Linked DNA regions of Homo sapiens: region 2 is linked to region 1. Evidence: read pairs that join two places in POLR2A ChIA-PET (ENCODE). Cell type or tissue: GM12878. All regions are shown on one strand. Each heading gives the region's core, and the rest is flanking DNA. Links, peaks and the distances in the headings are about the cores only.

Region 1 (8,438 bases), core at 3,404-8,403:
TGTGTGAGATGGAGTTTCGCTTTTGTTGCCCAGGCTGGAGTGCAGTGGCACGATCTTGGCTCACCACAACCTCTGCCTCCTGGGTTCAAGCGATTCTCCTGCCTCAGCCTCCCGAGCAGCTGGGATTATAGGCATGTGTCATCACACCTGGCTAATTTTGTATTTTTAGTAGAGACAGAGTTTCTCCATGTTGGTCAGGCTGGTCTCTAACTCCTGACCTCAGGTGATCTGCCTTGCCTCGGCCTCCCAACGTGCTGGGATTACAGGTGTGAGCCACCGCACCTGGCCTAATTTTTGTATTTTTAATAGAGACAGGGTTTCACCATATTGGCCAGGCTGGTCTTGAACTCCTGACCTTGTGATCTGCCCGCCTCGGCCTCCCAAAGTGCTGGGATTACAGGCGTGAGCCACTGCGCCCAGCCGGGAGTTTCTTTTGAGATGAGATTTTGCTCTGTTGTCGAGGCTGGAGTGCAGTGGCACCATCATAGTTCACGGCAGCCTCAACCTCCCTGCTTCAGCCTCCTGTAGCTGCAGGGGAGTTTTGAGCAGAGGAGGGTAGGCTGGAGCAGCATCGTGGGGGTGGAAATAGCTAATTCTGGACAGACTTGGGCGTAGTCTGATGGGACAGATGGCAGTTTTTGATGCTGCCCAACTCCCAGAGGGCCCAGGTGTCACACTGTTTTCCAGCCTGGCTCCTCTCTCCTCACTGGGGGCTCCTTGTGAATACCCCTTTCCCCCAGCAGTTGTCTGGGACTGGAATCCTGGCTGCTCAGCTCCCAGCATCCACCACTTTCTGCCTTTGAGGGATGGGCCGTGCCTCCCCTCCTGCACATCTTCTGTGGCTCCCTGGCATCTGGGGGGAAGATGGGGGACAGAGGCCTCCCTGCCCAGCTCTCTTGACCTCCCTCAGACCCCAGCCAGCTCAGACGCCGGTGGGTTTCAGATCCACCCAGGTCCCATGTTAAAATGCAGATTCCAAACTCCCTTCCAGATGTCCTGTGCCAGAAGGTCATAGAAGCACCCTGTGCTGTGTTCCCTCCCCCTTGGAGGTCTCTTGAGCCTTCTCATCTGTGAAGTAGGTGAAGGCACAGGAGGGCCACGTGAGGCTCACACACACTGCTCCTTGCACGGAGCTGGCCCGGGGCAGGGTGGTGAGGCTTCTCCTTCATAAATCTCACTGTCCATGATGCCCAGGATTGTCCTTTGCTCTGGAACCATGACGTCCTACTTGGTTTCGTCGTGTCCTTGATGGTGTGACGCCCATTTCTGTGACTTCCTCTTGGAAAACTTTTTGAAAAATGTTGCCGGCCTGTGAATTCCACAATCTGGAAACTGCTGGTGGGCCACCCAGGCTCCAATGCCTGGCACACAGCAGATGCTCACTAAAGGGTGGTGTGGGGTCTGTGAGCGTCATTTCCAGCCACAGTCAAGCCCCTGTTGTCTTCTAGCCTGGGGCTGTGCCTTCTGCCCTCTGGGTGTTGGCTCTTGCTATTCCCTTAACCTCCAGTGCCTTTTTCTCCACCATCCCCACTTCGGAGAATATTCAGCAAACGCTACTGCTCCTTTCTCTGTGCTGGGCCAAGACCGAAAGATGGAAAAGGAAGAGGGAGGCCTTCTTGAGCCTCTGGTGCATGGGAGCAGGGGAGTGACAACTCAGGAGGGCTGCCCAGGGAGGGGCCTTCTTGCTCCCAAGTCTCTCTTAAGGCTGAGCTCCTAAGGCCCTGTGCTCCTCCCTGCCTTACCATTCCCCTGAGATCCTTCCATACCCTCTGGGAGCTCTGTTGCACACACTATGCTCATATTCTCAGGGAAGGGTAGTGGCATTATTATCCCACCTTAGAAAATGCAGACTCTTGCTTGAGCCCAGGAGGTCAAGGCTGCAGTGAGCTAGTTTATACTCTATCCTGGGCAACAGAGAGGGACCCTGCCTCAAAAACAAAATACACACATACACACACGTGGAGACTCATTTTGGGAGGCCGAGGCAGAAGGATCACTTGAGCCAGGAGTTTGAGACCAGCCTGGACAACATAGCGAGATCCTATCTCTATCTCTACAAAAAAATAATCAGCCACATGTGGTGGCATGTGTCTGTAATCCCAGCTACCTGGGAGGCCAAGGCAGGAGGCTCACTTGAGCCCCCAGGAGTTTGAGGCTGCAGTGAGCCAGCCTGGGCCACAGAGCAAGACCCTATCTCTTAAAAAAAAAAAAAAAAAATTGGAAACTGAGGCTAGGAGAGGTGAGTCACTTACCTATGGAAGAGAAGGCAGAGTTGGGACTCAAGCACAGGACTAAGTGTCCCAAACCTCAGGGTGGTGGAGTTGCTGCATGGTTCTGTAGCCCTGAGGGATTTCTGGGCAGGATACTGGATGGCTTTTAGCAACTAGGCTCAGTCTTGATGCTGCCCACCCCAGAGAATGGCTGAGACGCACCACGTTTAAGGAGAGTTTGCGAGGTGAGGACCTTCCTCACCTCAATCCCATATTACCTTGGGATGGTAATAAGGTCTATGAAATAGGTCAAAGTCTGGGTAATGCATGGGTTTAATAGGTTTCTCTGCTGCAGGACTTCTCAGAGTCTTTAATGGAGCTAAGCAGCAGCATTCTCTTTCCACAAATGACTGTCCTCTCTCGGAGAATCCTTTGCATTGGCTGCCAGGAAGCTGAGACAAATCTGTGGCAAGAGGGACTCTTGTCTGTGTTGTAGCAGCTGTCTCCCAGCTCTTTCTGGGTGTCTCTAACCTGACTAAAATCATTTTTGGAAGAAGGCAAGGAATTTTTTTTTTTTTAAGACAGGGTCTCACTCTGTCGACCAGTCTAGAGTACAGTGGTGTGATCTCAGCTCACTGCAACCTCTGTCTCCCAGGTTCAAGTGATTCTCCTGCCTCAGCTTCCCAAGTAGGTTAACTTTTTGATACTAGACAGTAAGCTTGGATTAAGTATTTTCCATAATAATGCTCATTCATCCATCCCGGCAGCATCCACTTCAGGTTCTGGGCTGGGGTGAGGGATCAGCCATCCAGGACAGGATCTGGAATTTGCTCTGCGCCTTTTCAGACCCCCTCCCTCTCCTCCTCCAGTAAGAAGGTCAACAGGACCTGCTTACGGGCCCCCTATTACTGAAAGCAAACTGAACCTCCAGTTAGTGTCCTGCCCAAGGTTTCAAAGGTAAGTAAGTGGTAGAGCTAGGGCTCTTCTAACCACCTGCAGAGCTAGGCCCAGGCTGCCAGATGCCTCCTTGAGGGCATAGGTGTGGCAGAGGCGTGGCTGGTGCTGGAGGGTCGACTGAGGCCTGTCCCACTGCTGCTGTACACCGATGAATGTGGGCTCAAAGGCTCTGGGGAAGGTAAGACCACCAGGGAGCTAGTGTGGCCTGGGGGTTCCCGGGGGTGGGCGGTCTCTCCCCAAGGCTGGTCTGGGCCAAGCCCTTGCTGCTGGGGTGTGTCAGATGCTGCCCTGTGTCCTGCCCTCCAGCGTCCCAGGAGGAGGGGGACAGCCAGCAGGCCTGCTCCTGTTAAGAGCTTCCCCACCTTAGAAAAAGCTCAAGCTGATTCCCACAGCCTTGAAGCCCCATGGTGGCTTCTGGGGGCTGCTGTGGCAGGCTCACCTGTGCCTCTTCCTGCTCTCTCACCAGGGGAGGCCATGCCATCAGCCTTGCTCTCCACGTAGGTGTGGTCACGCCACCAGAGCTCTGGCCTTTGACTGGTGTGTCCAGCCCTGCCCTGCCCCGACTTGCCTGTCTCTGCTGGATGCCTGAGGGCAAAGCCAGTAACAGACCCCACTCAAGCTGGTTATGAGGACCTGGCAGGGTGGGGTGTGGCCCAGTACCTCGGAAGACTCTAGAAGGACCATCCTGGCCCTATAAATGTTTGTGCCAAGACAGGTCCCCTGTCCCTCAGCACACAGAAGGGGCAGTAGGTAGCAAGACAGTTTCCAGGTAACAGCATGAGGGCAAGTGAGGCCTAGAGAGGAAGGGTCTGTTGCCTCCAGCCCGTCACATTCCCTCCAGGCGGGCTGAACAGCCAGGTGGGATAAAGAGGGATCCTCAGGTAGGCGGGAGTCAGGGAGAGCTGCGTGACCCCACGAGGCTGGTGTTTCATCTTCACTTCTCAGATGACGGGACTGTGGCTCAGAGACCTTTGCAGGGGGACTGATCACAGCACAGGGCCATTTGAAGGGAGCCTGGAACTGCATTTCCATGTGGACCCTGGGTGGATCTGGAACCAGGCTGGCTTTCCTAGCTCCCCCGCCCTTTGGCTCCCTTATGTTCTTAGCCTTCTTTTCACAACAAACTCAGAAGCAGCCAAGTAGTTGGTTGTGTTGTCTACAGTTGCACTGAAGCACGTTTTATTTCGGCTAAGTGACAGTCCTTTGTTGTCCCTGTCTTGTAATTAGTTAGGGTAGTATGTTGGTTATATTACGTGGAATTTATTGCAGGATGGTAAGGGAGCATGTGACAAAATGGGGCAATAGTTCTGTAAGGCTGAGAGAAGCTGGGGGTGTACCCAGTGGCTAGGCTACTCAGAGGGGACTGTCATGCTGTCAGTAGTGTAGTGGGAGCCAAGCAGGCTTTACTCACCGGCCTGTTAACAGCTGTGCGAGTCATGCCTTTCGCTTGTGTTAGCTCACCTTGTGAAAAAATGAGCTGAATTACAGATGACAACTAAGGCATGGAGAGCCGAACCCTTTGTCCAGGGTTGTATAGGAAGTGGCAGGGTCAGGGCTGAATCTTAAAACCTAGAGGGTAGGGCCCGGCGTGGTGGCTCATGCCTAAAATCCCAGCACTTTGGGAGGCCAAGGCAGGCGGATCACCTGATGTCAGAAGTTCGAGACCAACCTGGCCAACCAACATGGTGAAACCCCAGCTCTACTAAAAATACAAAAATTAGCTGGGTGTGGTGGCAGGTGCCTGTAATCCCAGCTACTGCGGAAGCTGAGGCAGGAGAATCGCTTGAACTCAGGAGGTGGAGGTTGCAGTGAGCCGAGATTGCGCCACTGCACTCCAGCATGGGCAACAGAGTGAGAATCTGTCTCAAAAAACAAAAACAAAAACAAAAAACCCTAGAGGATAAAAGAACTATAACATCTGGGATAAAGTTAGCTGTTGAAATAAATACAAGTCCTACCGTTGGGGTAGTGTCAGAGCTGGCCTACGTCTTTGACTTTGAGATTCCTAGCAGCCAGAGCAAAGAAAGAAATAGATTATTCCCACTGGAGCCACAGTGGCCATAACAAACAGAAGCCATCTGTTTAGATGCTGGGAATGGAGAAGACTTGCTCCCCAGAAATAGACGCTGCAGGATGTGGTGGGTGACAGTCTACTGTTCAAACCACAAATACCTGAAATGATCTGGCCACTTTGATCACCCAACCACAGTAGAGCCTAAGCAGGTCCAGGGAGCAGCTGTTGCTGGCCTGGCTTGACTTTTGAGGGAGGTGGAATAGCGGGCATGTGAGAGGAGGGAACCTAAAGCCCCCACAGCTGCTGACACAGCCCCCAGGTTTGAGCTTGTCTCCCCTCTCACCCATCCCCCCATATAGCTTAATCTGATGGGCATCTGGTGGTCCTTCCCTGCAGTGGCCAGAGCCTGAGCTGTCCAGGCTGAGGTTTCGACTGAAGCAGGGGTTGTCCTGCGCCCATGTGCCCACACGCTGCAACCTGGCTGGAGCCTCTGGCATAGGACACCCATACCACCAGGTAGCTGTGGCGGACCCCGGCTCTGATACTTGGCAGGCTTGGGTTGAGATTGTGGCTCTAGGCCTGGGCGGCTCTCAAGGGCTGCTGTGGGGAGTTGGGGAAGAACCCCTGGGTTGTGCTCAGCCAGCAGGCAGGTGGCAGCCAGGCTGGCTGTGGGTGAGGAGGGGAATCCTCTTTTCACCACTGCCTGCCTGCTCAGCAGTTCTTCAGCTGCTGGGGGTGGAGCTGGCTTGCAGGGGCCAGAGTCAGAGTGAAACCGGCAGCTCTGCTGGTTAATCTCAGCACTGACACTGGGGACTAGGCCTGGAGCGGAACTGAAAGGGAGACTAGGCCCGTTCCCCTCCAGGCCTGGCCTATATCCTCCCAGTGATCCTTAAGGCCTGCAGCTAGGGGGAAGGGTGGGGGCCAGGCAGGGCCAACTGGAAAAGTAGCAGAAGGAAGTGGCCACTCGCACCTTACCCATCTTGCAGACAGGAAATGAAGGCTCTGCAGGGCTGGCTGGCTGTAAAAATGGGCAAGAGCGCAGAGGCCCCACTCCCTGCACACTGCGCTGTGTCCAGTGCCCGTGTGGATGCCATGTGAGGCCTCACTCTGCCTGCCTCATCCTGGCTGCTGGACCTCTGGGAGTAGGAGGTGAAAATGCCCTGGCTGGTGCTGGTCACTTCAGGCTGGAATTTTCTAGTCATGCAGCTTTCTAGTGAGAGGCCGCAGTGAGCTGTGGCCAGTGTTGGTCATTCCTGCAGTCATTACTCTCCCCCAGCCTGTTGTGTCCGCCAACCAGAGCAGGCCCGGGAGCTCCCAGGAGACCTGCTGGAAGGGCCCAGGTGGCCATCCTGCTCCTGCCAGGCTGCCCTCTTACCTCACTGTTCATTGACTCTCCTGCAGGTGGGGAAGGGGGATAAAGGAGGTGGCCAGGCCACTGGGTCATGATCCTTCCGACAGAGGTACCTGGCAGCTCTGTGTGTAAAGCAAGGTTAAGCATCTGGTTTTGGGGGTCAATTCAACAGCACTAGCAGCTCCAGTCCAAGGTATGCCCTTTTGGGCTGAGGTGGAGGTCAGATCACCTGAAGCCACAGTTGCTAGAACATCCTTTGGGCTGCCTCTGCTTTCCATCCCCCTGCTCCCAGTTTGTTAGGGGTTGTAGTATTTTCCAGGAACACCTGAATGGAGGGGGCCCAGTGGGGCCACTTCTGTCCATTCCTTATCTCATCTCTTTCTCCCCTTTTCTTCTTTCGGCCATCTTTTCAGTCTTATCACAAGAGGAAGGGGAGGGGCAAACCCCCTCCTGAGCAGATTCCCAACCGGAAGCAGCTGGCTCCTTGGCTGCAGAGTGCCCCAGCACAGGAAGCATCTGCAGGGTCAGTTGAGACCTGGGAGCAGGTTTCCTGCTGGCAAAGGAACAGTGGCTAACTCCTATCCACCCTGCAGCCCTATGTGCCGGGTGTCCTGGGAAGGTCCAGGGCCAAGATTTTGTGGTTTTACAGTGGCTATAACTTAGGCTAGCCATGCTAGGCTCTGCCCCTTTGGGCTTGGTGTGATGAGACCGTCAGCAGCTGCTATCACCTGGCTGGGCAGGGAGCTGTTTGCTCACCAGTGGGAAGAGAAACGGATGTCAGACACATGGCAGAGTGGGAATGTCTCCAAGTCCAGGTCCAATGGGCTGGGAGGGCTGGCCTTCTGCCAGCACATGCTTCTTGGGATCTCAGTGTGAATGGTGTTCAGGAGGCTAGGGGAAGGCACCCTGGACCTCACTACAGGCTCAGAGCCTGCCCAGCAACACCATGGATACTCTCTCTAAAAGGGGGACTCCTGGGGAGACTATAGACAAACTCAGGCCTGGCTGGAAGAAAGAGCATCAGGAACAAGCCTTGAGTACCCCAACTTGGTCTCGTAGAGTTCAAGGCCCAAGCTACAAGCAGCTTGCTCCAGCATCCAGGAGGTCCGGTGGTGCACACGGCTTGAGATGCCTGACAACCTTTACACCTTTGTGCTGAAGGTGAGTGACAAGGCTTTTCACACCCTGGGGCAATACAAATACATACACATACAGCAGACCCAACCCTGTTCCCTTCCTCCCTGCCAGGTGAAGGACCGGACAGACATCATCTTTGAGGTGGGAGACGAGCAGCAGCTGAATTCATGGATGGCTGAGCTCTCGGAGTGCACAGGCCGAGGGTGAGGTCCTGGGCCCTCGTCCCTGGCACCACCTTTGCTGCTACCACCCCTGACCTGCCCAGATCCTTAACCTCAGCCTCTTCTCCAGCAGGCTGGAGAGCACAGAAGCAGAGATGCATATTCCCTCAGCCCTAGAGCCTAGCACGTCCAGCTCCCCAAGGGGCAGCACAGATTCCCTTAACCAAGGTGGGTAAACCAATAGCTAGGCCATTGTCTTCTGGGTACGCTGGAACCCAGACTCAGCCCAGGACATAAGGTAGCCCCCTGCGACCACCATCACCCATCTTATCTAACAGGTGCTTCTCCTGGGGGGCTGCTGGACCCGGCCTGCCAGAAGACGGACCATTTCCTGTCCTGCTACCCCTGGTTCCACGGCCCCATCTCCAGAGTGAAAGCAGCTCAGCTGGTTCAGCTGCAGGGCCCTGATGCTCATGGAGTGTTCCTGGTGCGGCAGAGCGAGACGCGGCGTGGGGAATACGTGCTCACTTTCAACTTTCAGGGGATAGCCAAGGTATGGGGTGGGGTGGGGTGGGGTGGGGCAGGCAGGACCGTGCCACCCCTCTCCA
Region 2 (9,107 bases), core at 2,419-7,418, 250 kb after region 1:
GCCCCTCTGAGCTCCAGGATGGAGGCCTGGTTGGGAGGCAGTGCAGGCAAGTAACGCCCTGTGCCTTCTTCCCACACAGCCTCAGCCTCACCATGTGTGTCAGGAGCTGTTTCCAGTCCCCCCGTCTCCAGTGGGTGTGGAGAACAGCCTTCCTGAAACACACCCAGCGCAGGCACCAGGGGTCCCACCGATGGACACACCTTGGAGGCAGCACCTACAGAGCGGTGATTTTCGACATGGGCGGAGTTCTCATTCCTTCTCCAGGGAGAGTCGCTGCAGGTGAGCTATTGATTCTGTTTCACTTTGTGGGACTAGAGTGGTGGTGGGAGAATGGAGGGTGATCGGGAAGGCAGAGGGGAACACTTGGGCAGCAGTGTGTCCCAGCAGGCCATGCTCTGGCTCTCGAGTCGAATTCCAAGCACCACTAGGGGGCTGAGTGTCTTGGGCGCATGATTCAGCTTCTCCAAATCTTACTTTCCTCATCATTAAATGAGCTAATGGTAGTGCCTTCCTCCTTGGGATTTGGCGGAGAGTTATCCGTGGGAAGCACTTGCTTAGCACAGTGATTGCTCAGTGCATCCTAAATTCTCAATCAATGATGAGCTGCCATGAATGCTGTGATTAGAATTTAACCACCAAGGCAGGGCACAGTGGCTGAAGCCTGTAATCCCAGCACTTTTGGAGGCCGAGGTGAGAGGGTCGTTTGAGCCCAGGAGTTCAAGACCAGCCTGAGCAACATAGTGAGACCCCGTATCTGCAGAAATTTAAAAATTATCTGGGCATGATGACAGGCACCTGTAGTTCTAGCTACTCAGGAGGCTGAGGTCGGAGGATCACATGAATCCAGGTGGTTGAGGCTGTAGTCAGCCGTGATCATGCCACTGCACTCCAGCCTGGGTAACAGAGCAAGACCCTTACTCAAAAACAAACAACCAAAAATCCCAAAGAATTTAACCACTTCTTCTTGGGAACTGTTCTACTTCTGAAATCTAGAATGCTGAAATTCCCCTTTTGATTACAGCCTTCCTCCCTTCTACCCCACTCCCTCTAAACCTGCTTCTGGACTGACAGGGTAAGGGTCAGCCCTCTGGTCTCTGGTCTTCTCTTTACCAGCCCCTTCCTGGTTTTACTTCTTTTCTACTCAGTTCAGTTTTTATTAGTTAAAGTCGTTTTGGCTTCAAGCAGTAGAAAACCTAACAAAACAGTGACTGAAACAAGCTAGAAGTTTCTTTCTCTTGCACATAAAAGCCCAGGTATGTGGTCTGGGGCACTGTGTGATGCGACTCTGTGGTATCAGGGACTCCGACTCTTTATAGCATGTTGCTCTGCTGTGACTTTTCATTTCCACTCTTACATTGTGGTCTGTCTTGGCTGTGTCGCCTCCTGCTATCATATTCTCATGCCAGCCAGCAGGAAGGACAAAGGGCCAGGCAGCCATCCCTCTCCTTTTGACCTTCTGTGGTGGCTGGTTGGCCAGTTCTCCATCCTAAATCAACCCAGGCACAGGTTTTCTATGCCTGCGTGTCTAGGCTTTCCAGCACTGCTGACCAAATTACTCAGCCGTGCTAACTGGCTGCACAAGCTGGTTTCTGAGCTCCAGCCTCAGTTGGGCCATTGGTGCTACGCCTGAGCCTCTCTGTTCCTTCACTCTTATCTCTCTGTTCCTTCACTCGTATCTCTGTCATGTTTACCTCAGGGGCTGTTCCAGACTGTCCACTCCCCCTGCTCCTTACCACCCCCAAATATTCTTGCTCTGCAGATAGCTGAATCTGTTCTTCTACAAAGAACATAAAGACTAAACCTGAGCAACACAGTGAGACCCTATGGTGAGCTAGGATTGCACCACTGCACCCCAGACTGGCACAACAGTCTTTTTTAGAGAACCTGTCTCTAAAAAAAAAGGCAGCAGGGAAGAACATAAAGATCACTGGACAGAAAGTTTCTTGACTTTCTCTAGAATATCTTAAGAACCAATTCACTTCTCTCCATTGCCACTGCCTCCACCCTTGCCTTCTCTCACCCAAATGATGTCATCAGCCTCCTAACTTCCTCTGCCTCTGGCTCTCTGGATTTTACAAAATCTCCTCCCAGCTCCAGAATTAACCTTTCTAAAACATGGATCGTGCTTCTGCGCTTAGCAGCTCACACCTGTAATCTCAGCAATTTAGGAGGCCGAGGTGGGCAGATCGCTTGAGCACAGGAGTTCAAGACCAGCCTGGCCAACCTGGTGAAACCTTGTCTCTACGAAAAATACAAAAAGCGTACCTGGGCATGGTGGTGCATGGATGTAGTCCCAGCTACTTGAGGGGCTGCGGTGGGAGGAACTCTTTAGCCTGGGCGATTGAGGCTGCAGTGAGCTGAGATTGCACCACTGCACTCCAGCCTGGGTGACAAAGTGAGACCCTGTCACAAAATAATAAATAAAATAAAAATAAAGCATAGATCTTGTTCCTTTCATCCCTGGCTTGAAAATCTTGAATGCCTGCATGTGGTCCCCTAGATTAAGTCTAGAAGCTTTCACCTGGGATTCAGGGCTCCTCTCAGTTTTAGCTTTCCTGCTATGGACTACCTGATGCTCCCCAGGCATGCCAGGCACATTTGCATGTTTGTGCCTTTGCAAGCTGTGTTTCCTCCCTGCCTCCTCTGCCTGTTCAAATCCTACTGATGCTTTTAATGGCAAATTTAAGGGGATATTATTCAGCAATGACTGGAATCTTTTGAACACTCAGTAAATCTCATGGTTGTTACTAACTTCAAGAGTCCTCTTCTGTCAAGACTTCTCCAACCTCATTTGCAACCTGGGCAGAATGTTCCTGGATAGCCAATTCCCATTAAGTTTCACCTTCACCGAGATATTTTTGTTTGCAGTGGGATATGTTCATGTCTCCTCTATGGGGCTCTTGGATTCCAGGACCCCAGGTCTGGGATTTCTTCACTTCACTGTTGCAGTGTTAGCTCTGCAGGCTGGCTCAGTCATTCAGGAAATGTTTGATGGGTAAATGTGAACAAAATAGTGATGCCTTCTACTTTGTCTTTTGCTTGACTGGAGCTTCTAATGTTATTTATTTCAAATGAACCATATCAAGGGTCATTTGATAAGAATATACTAGAATTGGCCAGGTGCGGTGGCTCATGCCTTTAATCTCAGCACTTTGGGAGGACGAGATGGGCGGATCACTTGAGGTCATGAGTTTGAGACCAGCCTGGCCAACATGGCAAAATCCAATCTCTACTAAAAATTCAAAAATAAGCGGGGCATGGTGATGGGCACCTGAAATTGCAGCTACTCTGGAGGCTGAGCAGGGAGAACCACTTGAACCCGGGAAACAGAGGTTGCAGTGAGCTGAGATCATACCATTGCGCTGCAGCTTGGGAGACAGAGCAAGACTCTGTCTCAAAAAAAAAAAAAGTATATATATATATACACTAGAATTACTGTACTATACTATTTTTTTTTTTCTTGAGATGGGATCGCGCTCTGTTTCTTAGGCTGGAGTGCAGTGGTACAATCATGGCTCACTGCAGCCTGAAACTCCTGGGCTCAAGCAATCCTGCCTCAGGCTCCCAAGTAGCTGGGACTACAGGTGTTTGCCACTATGCCTAATTTTTGTTTTTTATAGAGATGGGGTCTTGCTATGTTTCTCAAGCTAGTGTCGAACTCCCGGGCTCAAGTGATCCTCCTGCCTTGGCCTCTTGAGTCATTGGAATTACAGGTGTGAGTTACCATGCCTCACCTGCTGTCTGTTTTTGTATGGCCTGTCAGCCAAGAATGACTTTTATGTTTTGAAATACGTAATTGAAAAATATCAAAACAAGAATAATATTTTGTGACATGTGAAAATTATGTGAAGTTCATATTTCAATGTCCATAAAAATGAAATTTTTTAGAAAACCATCTTGCCCATTTGTTTACATATTGTCCATGACTGCTTTTACCCTGTACTGGCAGAGTTGAGTAATTTCAACAGGGTCCGTAATGCTTTCAAAGCCTAAAATATTTACCATCTGGCCCTTTTCAGAAAAGCTTGATTTAAGCTGTTAGTTTACTATAAAATTAGTACGCACAACAAAGAATTCAAAGTATAGCCCAAACATTTTAGTTTTTTTATTTTTTATTTTACTTTATTTTTCTCCAAGAATGCATTTTCAGACCAAAGCTCAAACACTTTAAGATTGAATTTAGGCCGGGCACAGTAGCTCACGCCTGTAATCCCAGCAGTTTGGGAGGCCAAGGCAGGTGGATCACGAGGTCAGGAGATTGAAACCATCTTGGCTAACGTGGTGAAACCCCGTCTCTACTAAAAATACAAAAAATTAGCCAGGCGTGGTGGCAGGTGCCTGTGGTCCCAGCTACTTGGGAGGCTGAGGCAGGAGAATGGCGTGCACCCAGGAGGCAGAGCTTGCAGTGAGCCTAGATGGCACCACTGCACTCCAACCTGGGCGATACAGCGAGACTCCGTCTCAAAAAAAAAAAAAAATTGGGCATGGTAGTCCATGCCTGTAATCCCAGATACTCGGGAGACTGAGGCAGGAGAATTGCTGGAACTCGGGAGGCAGAGGTTGCAGTGAGCCAAGATAGCACCACTGCACTCCAGCCTGGGTGACAGATCAAGACTCCGTCTTGGGAGAAAAAAAAAATTGAATTCAGAGGGTATAATGATTTCGAAACTTCAAAATGTTTGACTTTAAAATTTTTGTTAGTGTGATAGATGAAAATTCCATCTTTGTGGTTTCTTTTCTTTTCCTTTTTTTTTTTTTTTTGAGACAGAGCATCATTCCATTGCCCAGGCTAAAGTGCAGTGGCGTGATCTTGGCTCACTGCAACCTCCATCTCCCGGGTTCAAGCAATTCTCGTGCCTCAGCCTCCCAAGTAGCTGGTATTACAGGTGTGTGCCACCATGCTTGGCTAATTTTTGTATTTTCAGTAGAGACAGGGTTTCGCCATGTTGACCAGGTTGGTCTCTCTCTTTTTTTTTTTTTTTTTTGAGACAGAGTCTTGCTCTGTCGCCCAGGTTGGAGTACAGTGATGCTATCTCAGCTCACTGCAAACTTCGCCTCCCGGGTTCACACCATTCTCCTGCCTCAGCCTCCCGAAGTAGCTGGGACTGCAGGCATCCACCACCACGCCCTGCTAATTTTTTGTATTTTTATTAGAGACAGGTTTCACTGTGTTAGCCAGGATGATCTCAATCTCCTGATCTGGTGGTCCGCCCGCCTTGGCCTCCCAAAGTGCTGGGATTATAGGTGTAAGCCACTGGGCCTGGCCTTTTTTTTCCTGTTATTTTAATGTTCATTTGCCTGATTGCAACTGAGGTTGCGCCTTTTTTTTTTTTTTTTGAGTCGGAGTCTCACATTTGCCTGATTGCAACTGAGGTTGCGCCCTTTTTTTTTTTTTGAGTCGGAGTCTCACTCTGTCACCCAGGCTAGAGTGCAGTGCTGTGATCTCGGCTCACTGTAACCTCTGTCTCCCTGGTTCAAGCTATTCTCCTTCCTCAGCCTCTCGAGTAGCTGGGACTACAGGTGTGCACCACCACACCTAGCTAATTTTTTATATGTTTTTAGTAGAGATGGGGTTTCACCATGTTGGCCAGGCTGGTCTTGAACTCCTGACCTGAAGTGACTTGCCTGCCTCAGGGTTCCAAAGTGCTGGGATTATAGGCACAAGCCACTGCATCTGGCCTTTTTTTTTTTTTTTTTCAGAGAGCATCTTGCTGTATGGCCCAGGCTGTCAGGCTGGTCTCGAACTCCTAGTCTAAAGTGATTCTCCCGCCTCCTGAGTAGTGAGCCTTTTTTTTTTTTTTTAATATTATTGGTCATTCAGTTTTTCCGTGAATTGCTCACTTTTCTTGTTGATTTTCAGTAAACCTTTTTTTTTTTGAGACAGACTTTTGCTCTTGTTGCCCAAGCTGGAATGTAATGGTGCAATCTTGGCTCACCACAACTTCTGCCTCCCAGGTTCAAGCGATTCTCCTGCCTCAGCCTCCTGAGTAGCTGGGATTACAGGCATGCACCACCACCCCTGGCTAATTTTGTATTTTTAGTAGAGACGGAGTTTCTCCACGTTGGTCAGGCTGCTCTCGAACTCCCTACCTTAGGTGATTGCCCGCCTTGGCCTCCCAAAATGCTGGGATTACAGGCATGAGCCACTGCGCCCGGCCGGTCATAACCGTTTATCTGTTACATGATTTGCAAATATTTTCTCCCTTTTATGCCTTGTCTTTTGATTTTATTGATAATGCTTTTAGCTGTACCAAAGTTTTCTTTTTCTTCCTTTCTTTTTGAAACGGAATTTTACTCTGCCACTCAGGCTAAAGTGCAGTGGAGTGACCTCGGCTCACTGCAACCTCTGCCTCCCAGGCTCAAGCTATCCTCCCACCTCAGCCTCACAGGTAGCTGCACTATAGGCTCGCACCACCACACCTGGCTAATTTTTGTATTTTTTGTAGAGATGGGTTTTCACCATGTTGCCCAGGCTGGCCTTGAACTTGGGAGCATAAACAATCTGCCCACCTCTGCCTCTGCCTCCCAAAGTGCTGGGATTTTAGCCATGAGTCACCACGCCCAGCCTTCTATATTATTTTCTAAGTTTTAGAATTTTGTTTTTCTGACTTGGATATTTACTGTATTGGGAATTTGTTTTGTGATGGCCTGAAAGATGATTTAACTTAATTTCTATTCCATATTGAAACCTAGTTATGCCAACCCCATTTATTGAATAGTCACTGCTAAAAGAGCATAAAATACAGATAAAATTTCCTGCTGCCACCTCGACCCTTTCCCAGTTGGTTCCAGACTTAAGTGGTTATCATTGTGAAAAGTTTCTTGTTTATTTTTGAAAAATTGCCCGTGTGTGTTGGGGGTGGGTGTGGGGGGCATATACAAATTGGATCATATGCTGTAGACTGTTCCATAGCTTTTTTTTGACTCAGTATGATATTTTGCCATCTTTTTCATATCAGTTGGCATATGTCTAGGATCTAGTTTGGAGGTTAGTAAACTTTTTCTATAAAGGGCTAGACATGGTGGATGTGATGGCTTATGGCTACGATCCCAGCACTTTGGGAGGCCGAGGTGGGAGACTGTTTGAGGCCAGGAGTTTGAGACTAGCCTGGGCAACATAGTGAGATCCCCATTTCTACAAAAAATAAAAAAATTAGCTGGGCATGGTAGCACGCACCTGTAATCCCAGCTACTCAGGAGGCTAAGGCAGAAGGATCACTTGATCCTGGGAGCTTGAGGCTGCAGTGGGCCATGACTGTGCCACAGCTCCCCAGCCTGGGCAACAGCAAGACCCCATCTTAAAAAACAAAAATAAAGAAGGGCTAGATAGGCTTTGTGAGCCATACTCTCAGTCACAACTATTCACTTCTACCATTGCAGCAAGAAAGCAATAATAGACAATAGTAAACAAGTGTGGTTGTGTTCCAATAAGACTTTATTTACGAAAATAGGTAGAGCCAGGCATGCTGGTGTGTGCCTGTAGTTCCAGCTACTAGGGAGGCTGAGGTGAAGGTTCATTTGAGCCCAGGAGTTTGAGGCCAGCCTGGGCAACACAGCAAGACCCCATCTCTTAAAAAAATAGATAGGAGACAGATTTGGCCCCAAGCCATATTTTGCTGACCTTTGGGCAAGTTTATATGTTTTAACATCTGTGTGGTATTCCGTTATATGAATATATCATAATTGATGTAATAAACACCTTATTAGTATACATTTAACTTTTCTAGTTCTTTTTATTATGAGCAATTCTGCACAAACAACCTTGTACATAACCTTTGCTTACTTTCATAAATATATATGGAAGAAATTTCTGAAAGTAGAATTACTACGTCAAATGTATGTGCATTTCAGATTTTGACAGAAATTATCAAATTGCTGTCTGCAGAGGTTGTGCTTGTTTACGCTCCCGTCAACAGCATATGATGGTGCCGGTTTCCTCACATGCTTGCCAACTCCGAGACTGTGAAAAATGCTATATGCTTTAGCTCTAAAATTAAAGTATTTTTTGGATTGAGTTTTAAAAGTCTTGTTATTTTCAAAGGACATATACCAGATTGTTAACATTAGTTATTTCTGAAAGAAGATAGGACTGCTTGTCCTTTTACTTTCCTTCCTTCCTTCCTTCCTCTTCTTTTTTTTTTTTTTTTTTTTTTTTTAAGACATGGGGTCTTGCTCTATGTCCCTAGGCTGCAGTGCGGTGGCACCATCATAGCTCATTGCAGCCTCAAACTCCTGGGCTTAAGCGATCCTTCCACCTCAGTTTCCCGAGTAGCTAGAATTACAGGTGCAACCCATCACGCCAAGCTAATTTTTAAATTTTTTCTAGAGACAGGGTTTAATCATGTGGCCCAGGCTGGTATCAGACTCCTAGCCTCAAGCGATCCTCCCATTTTGGCCTCCCAAAGTGCCGGGATTATAGGTGTGAGCTACTGCACCCAGCCTACTTTCTTTTGCATAGTTTTCTATGAAATATATTGTCTGAAAAATTTTCAATGCACAGACACTACTTTATCAGAAAAAAACAACAAAGGTGTTTTAATTCCAAAACAAAAGCTATATGTAAAGTGTATTTTGTCTTAGATATATAATTATGAATGTTGTATGTATATATTTGCCCCCAGCATCTGTATTATAGACAGAAAAAGCAACTGTGGATGAGGAGAAACAGTCCTTGCACAAATGTTCCCAGTATTCTACAGATGCTGATGCTGATCCATCCACTGCCTTAGCTCTTTGTGGACAGAAATTTCCTTCTTGGCCAGGCACAGTGGCTCACACCTGTAATCACACACAGTACCTTGGGAGGCCCGAGGCAGGCAGGCAGATCACCTGAGGTCAGGAGTTTGAGATCAGCGTGGCCAACATGGCAAAACCCTGTCTCTACTGAAAATACAGAAATTAGCCAGGCTTGGTGGTGCACGCCTATAATCTCAGCTACCTGGGGGGCTGAGGCACGAGAATCAGTTGTACCTGTGAGGTGGAGGTTGCAATGAGCTGAGATTGTACCACTGCACTCTAGCCTGGGTGACTGAGTGAGGCTTTTTCTGAAAAAAAGAAGAAATTTGCTTCCTTATCCACAAAGACAGCATTTCAGGCGAACATTTCAG

The links. Peaks named below come from ENCODE experiments on the same cell type or tissue, not always from the same donor. Only the 100,000 strongest peaks of a DNase experiment are listed, where the experiment ranks them.
Region 2: POLR2A ChIA-PET joins it to region 1 with 5 read pairs; 2 of 35 experiments call an interaction of 5 or more read pairs at or near these places.

What each region holds. Positions count from the first base shown.
Region 1 is chr12:111,439,162-111,447,599 of GRCh38, forward strand. SH2B3 (SH2B adaptor protein 3) reads left to right here. Exons shown (of 8, transcript NM_005475.3): 3 at 7,592-7,693; 4 at 7,781-7,872; 5 at 7,964-8,058; 6 at 8,169-8,383. It overlaps LOC124903019 (a long non-coding RNA gene), which reads right to left and starts at 5,584. Exons shown (of 2, transcript XR_007063462.1): 1 at 1-5,584. RefSeq lists enhancers at 983-1,527, 5,104-5,223, 5,974-6,243 and a silencer at 3,482-3,668. In GM12878, for the core only: no CTCF peak of the experiment used is centred there; DNase peaks (open chromatin) are centred at 5,340 and 5,910; H3K4me3 peaks cover 1,193 bases; H3K27ac peaks cover 4,063 bases.
Region 2 is chr12:111,692,618-111,701,724 of GRCh38, forward strand. It overlaps ACAD10 (acyl-CoA dehydrogenase family member 10), which reads left to right. Exons shown (of 21, transcript NM_025247.6): 2 at 80-279. The coding sequence starts at 93. Among named protein-coding and RNA genes, the nearest start is that of ACAD10, 11 kb to the left of the region's middle. In GM12878, for the core only: no CTCF peak of the experiment used is centred there; no DNase peak of the experiment used is centred there.